2 separate regions of the Homo sapiens genome follow, and region 2 is linked to region 1. Evidence: chromatin loops called from intact Hi-C (ENCODE). Cell type or tissue: endothelial cell of umbilical vein. All regions are shown on one strand. Each heading gives the region's core, and the rest is flanking DNA. Links, peaks and the distances in the headings are about the cores only.

Region 1 (2,934 bases), core at 157-2,656:
ACTGGGTCATAAATTATGCCTGTGTTCAGCTTTAGTTCATCATACTGAGCTAGTTTCTAAAATAATTGCATCAGCTTACACTCATAGTAGCAATGCCTCCTGGTTTACTTCCTCACCCACTTTGTCAACACTTGTTTTTTTCCATCTTTTTCATTTCAGCTCTTCTGGCAGGTGTGAAGTGGTATCTCACTATGGCTAATAGGCATTATTTCTCTGGTGACTATGGATGTCATGCACATTTTCATAAGTTTAATGGCCATCTAGATATCCCTTTCTGTGAAGGACCTGCTCAAGTCTTTGTGCATTTTTCTATTAGAATGTGTCCTTTTTTAAATAAAAAATTGATTTGTACATTTTTAAATATCTGGGTTTTAGTCTTTTATGTATATTACAAACATTTTCTCCCATCTTAATGGCATTTTTAAATTATACTTTTTTGATCAACTGAAATTTTTAATTTTAATATAGTGTAATGTATTCACTTTTATTTTATTAGTACTTTTGTGTGTCCTGTTTAAGAAATCTGGCCAAGCGCGGTGGCTCACGCCTGTAATCCCAGTATTTTGGGAGGCCCAGGTGGGTGGATCACAAGGTGAAGAGATCAAGACCATCCTGTCCAACATGGTGAAACCCCGTCTCTACTAAAAATACAAAAATTAGCTGGGTGTGGTGGCACGCTCCTGTAGTCCCAACTACTCGGGAGGCTGAGGCAGGAGAGTCGCTTGAACCTGGGATGCAGAGGTTGCAGTGAGCTGAGATCGCACCACTGCACTCCAGCCTGGTGACAGAGCAAGATTCCGTCTCAAAAAAAAAAAAAAAAAAAAAAGACATCTTTGCCAAACCCAGGGTGATGAAGCTATTTTCCAATATATTTTTAGAAGTATGTGTGAGATAACTTTACTTAAAATTTTTTTTCTTATTAAGTACGGGAAAAAGATGCTGTTGAATATTATTAATATCTTGCATTTCTGTCTTATTTAAAGCAGTTGAAATTAATGTATGTGTTAACATTATTATATAAATATTTCTTGAAATGGTGCCTGAATAAGAACAGGGATAGTGAACTCAAGTAGCTTCATATCTAAGAGGAAAGAAAATAAATATATGTAAATAATTATGCAAATAAAAAGAAATAATTGCCACAAAAGGTGCAGATAAGGGGACATGGGATTTTTTTTCTTTCTCTTTTTGGGTGGGTGACAGGGAAGTCTGCATGAAAGAGATGACATTTTAATCAAGCCCTGAAGTATAGATAGAATTGGGGCGTGAGATAAAATGAAGGCATTTTGGAGAGTGAACACAGAATAAACAAATGATCAGAATAGAAAAGGTGTGGTATACATGTAAACATAGAGGTAATTTAACCAAATAGCTTATATAAAATATGACTAAAAAATTACTGACCTGAATTATTGGAAAGCAAACACAACAGGAAATAGAGTCTAGATGCATTGCAAGTCATTTGCTACAAAGTGGTTATATTAACACTTTTTAATTGTATTAACAGAAACCAAATCTAGCCAGTTTATACCTAAAGAGCAACAGGGAAAGTGGTTATTTTGTGGAATCTAAGGGCAGGGAAGCAGGTAGAATTCAGAACTAAAGGCTGGAGTTCCACAGTGACCCAGGTAGTCTTCTCTCTACCGATTTATCTCCCTCTCAGGGCATGTCTGTTTTATTCTGCTCCTTTGCTATAGAATTGCTTCTTCGCTTCTCAGGCAAGATATTAGAAAATAGCTTCTAAAAGCTCTTAAATAGATCTCCCTAGTCAAGATGTCAGACAGATGTATCTGGAATCTGAAATTCCCTGGGAAAGGGGCTCATTGGCTCAGTTTCAGTCAAGGGCCCCATTCCTGGTCCAATCAACTATGACAGGGCAGGGCATAAGGAGGTATGTAGTAGGAGGCACCATATTCACTAATGTGATTTATGGGAAACTCACCATTATAACCAAAGGGATCTGGAGGCCAAGGAGGAAGTTTTTTCTCAGAAAAGGGGAAAGTGGATTGTATAATCAATAGAAGAGGAGTCATCTTAGAAAGCTATGATAATAGCTATTATTTATTAAGGATATACAGCAGTTTTTTAAAAAACCTTTTTATTTTAAAGTGATTATATATTTACAGAAGAATTGTGCAGATGAGAGAATGCCTGAATAGCTTTCATCCAGCTTCCCCTAACATTAGTCTTTTATGTAACCATGGTATATTTACTAAAACCAAGACTTAACATTGGCATACTATTATATTATCTAAACTGCAGACTTTATTCAGGTTTCACAAGTTTTCCTACTGATGTCTTTTTTCTGCTCCAGAATTAAATCCAGGATATCAGATATTGCATTAGTCATCATGACATCATCATAGTCTCCTCTAATCAGTCTCTGTTTGTTCTTTGTTTACTTCGACAGTTTTGAAGAATATTGGTCAGGTATTTGTAGAGGGTCCCTCAGCTTGGGGTTTTCTAATGTTTTCTCATGATTTGACTGAGGTTCGGGGCAAGAAGAATATCACGGAGGTGATACATTCTCTGATAGCGTCATATCATGTTATCAGAGGTATGTGAAATCAACATGACTACTACTAGTGATATAAGCTTTCTTCACTGAATACTTACGAGGAATTTGTGAACAAATGTTAAAACCACCACAGTAATTGATAAATATTTTGAGCATGATACTTTAAGTCTAAGCAAATATACTCTTTCCTTATAAAGATCCACCCACAAATTTTAGCATTCATCTATGGATCCTGCCTACAGCCATCACAGGTTGAGTATCCCAAATATAAAATTCCAAAATCCAAAACTTTTTGAGCACTGACAATGCTAAAACAAAATGCTCATTGCAGCATGTTGAATTTCGACTTTTCAGATTTGGGGTGCTCAACCAGTAAATATAATAAAAATATTCCAAAATCAAAAAACATTCTAAAA
Region 2 (2,934 bases), core at 317-2,816, 68 kb after region 1:
TTTAGAGACAGAGTTTTACCATGTCGTACACACTGGTCTCAAACTCCTGGGCTCAAGTGATCCACCTGTCTTGGCCTCCCAAAGTGCTAGGAAATCAGGCATGAGTCACTGTGCCCAGCCACAGTTGTAGTTTTTAATAAGTGTACAGGATTTTTCCATCACCCACCTCCTAGGCCCTAGAAATATTTTAAATAGGGCCAAAGATTGACTTTACTTTAGACTTAACACCTATTGATGAGAAGACATGCCAGAAACTAACAAGGCAAAAATTGTTTTGTCACCAATCAGTGATGTTTCAATTTCAGCTTAAGTTGTTTGGTATATGAAGTGCCTCAGTTACCGCTAGTGATTGATGGGAGTTGTTTTTCAAGTGCTAAGCTATAAAACTATTTTATATTGCTGAAAGATATGGTAATTTTGTCCCACTGATTTGCAAAAAAAAAGTGGTTTAAAAAATAAACTGAACTTGCAGAGTTATTTCAGTGGAAATGAAGAAAACAACTTAAGATATTAAGTATTAAAAATGCACGCTCTGAATCTCAATGCAATTGTAAAAATGTATTCATATTCCTAGATGGTATGTTTTTCTTTTTTTCTCTTTTTTTTAAATATAATGAGATACAAAATTCCAAGTTTATTTGGGTTACATAAAATTCCCCGCTTTCAAATGTATGCTGGAAGGAAACTCATCTTCTATGTTAATGTTAAAAAGGCTAGCATGGGTACAGATTGTGAAGACAGAAAAAAAAAAGGTCTAGCAAAAGTAATTTTGTGTTTGAGACACCTCTGAGCACCACTGTGACCATTTTAAAGAATAAAAGAAAGATGAAGGTGATGATTTGACTGAGTTTCCATTGCTTACTGGGCATGTAGTAGCGATTGTTATTCCTTCTACAAAACTGGACAGAATCAAATCCTGCTCCCTGTCCTCCCACATTCTGTTCTGGTATTTCAAGGTGCAATGAAGAACTCAGGGAAGCACTGGAACTATTTCAGTACAGGTTGAGCATACCTAATTTGTTTGTGCATACCTAATATGAAAATCTGAAATCTGAAATGCTCCCAAATTCAAAACTTTTTGAGTGCAGATATGATGCCACAAGTGAAAGAGAAGTTAATGAAAAGTAGAAATACGCTGCACCATGTTAAAAGTAAAGATCCCAAATGTGTAGAGATACATCTACATAGCAGTGAACACATGCCACTTAATGGTATGCTTATCATGAAATAAGTGAAGATCTATCATGATGAACTGAAAATTGAAGGGAACTGTGAATATTCAACAGGCTGGTTGCAGAAACTTAACTAAAGATACGCCATTACCTTTTTAAAGATTTGTGGTAATAAAGCATCTGCTGATCAGAAAGCAGCAGAGAAATTCCTTGGTGAGTTTGCCAAGGTCATTGCTGATGAAAATCTGACATTGGAACAAGTCTTAATACTGACTCGTTCCCTTTACATTCTATAATACATAGTTCCCTTCAATTTTCAGTTCATCACAGTTTTGGCATGATTGTCCCAGAAAGACATGGTCTACAGCAGGTGAGACAGCCCCTAAAGGAATTAAGGATGCCAAAGACAGAATAATTGTGCTGGGATGTGCTAATACAGCAGACATGCATAAGTGTAAACTTGCTGTGATAGGCAAAAGTTTGTCCTCACTGTTTTCAGAAAAGGAATTTCTTACCAGTCCATTGTTATGCTAACAAAAAGGCAGGTCTCAGGGGATATATTTTCTGATTGGTTTCACAAATATTTTATACCAGTAGCTTGTGCTCACTGCAAGGAAGCTGGACTAGATGATGGCTGCAAGATTTTGTTATTCTTTGAGAACTGTGTGTCATGACCCAGCTGAAATTCTCATCAAAAATAGTATTCATATCATATATTTTCACCCAAATGTGACTTTGTTGATTTAGCCCTGTTGCCAGGGAATCCTTAGATCAATGAAGAGTAAATATGAAAATTCTTTTTTTGTTTTATTTTGTTTTGGAGACAGAGTTCTGCTCTTGTCACCCAGGCTGGCTATCTTCGGAATCTATCAGTAAGCTGGAAGAGGTGGATATCAAAAATGTTTTTGACATGGATAAGGAGGCTCTAGTTTTTTTATTGACCGATGGTGAAATAGCTGAAATGGTTCTGAATCAAGGTAATCATGATACTGTAATAGTGATGATAAGATATTAACACTGCAGAAAAATTGCCTATAGATGACATGGTGAAAATGTATGATGGTCTTATTGAAGGACTAGAACAACACGCATTTATAACAGAACAAGAAATCATGTCAGTTTATAAAATCAAAGAGAGACTTCTAAGACAAAAATTATTGTAAATTATTGTAAATGAAGCAGATGACTGTGGAGAAAACATTTTAAAAAGCCATCCAGCAGAACACCTTCTCATCCCTAGAAGACTCACTTCCTGGCCCTTCAACTGCCTCTGATGTTTCTTCTCACCTAAGAAAAATAAATAAAAATAAATACAGTTTACAATAACCTACAATAACCTTTTTAATTGAAATACAGCATCATAAGTGGAAACTGAAAGCCTGCCGTTGTTTGTTGTTGCTGTTATCTAATAGCTGATGCACGTATTGTGGTGATGCTATGGCGCTGCTTAGTTACCCTGAACACATTATCTTTCTACTGTATTAATGGTGTGTCATATTTTTTACTGTTAAATACTTATGTGTGAATAAGTATAAGAAAATGATTGCTTATCGGTAGCATATAAATTTAAAGTTAGGAAAGATGATGATGCCAAACAACCACAGATGGTCCACGTGGGTGGGAGATAGTGACACCTTTAGCTTTCTGATGGTTCACTGTACACAAACATTGTTTCATGCACACAATTATTAAAAATGTATAAAATTACCTGCAAGCCCTGTGTGTAAGGTGTATATAAAATATATATACATTTTGTGTTTAG

What was found. A loop is a pair of places that touch in the nucleus more often than their neighbours do. Peaks named below come from ENCODE experiments on the same cell type or tissue, not always from the same donor. Only the 100,000 strongest peaks of a DNase experiment are listed, where the experiment ranks them.
Region 2: a loop joins it to region 1, with 7 times the contacts of the local background. A loop is called at or near these places in 1 of 110 quality-filtered maps.

The regions. Positions count from the first base shown.
Region 1 is chr2:138,415,711-138,418,644 of GRCh38, reverse strand. No RefSeq gene overlaps it. Among named protein-coding and RNA genes, the nearest start is that of SPOPL-DT, 85 kb to the left of the region's middle. In endothelial cell of umbilical vein, for the core only: no CTCF peak of the experiment used is centred there; no DNase peak of the experiment used is centred there; H3K27ac peaks cover 325 bases.
Region 2 is chr2:138,347,815-138,350,748 of GRCh38, reverse strand. No RefSeq gene overlaps it. Among named protein-coding and RNA genes, the nearest start is that of SPOPL-DT, 150 kb to the left of the region's middle. In endothelial cell of umbilical vein, for the core only: no CTCF peak of the experiment used is centred there; no DNase peak of the experiment used is centred there.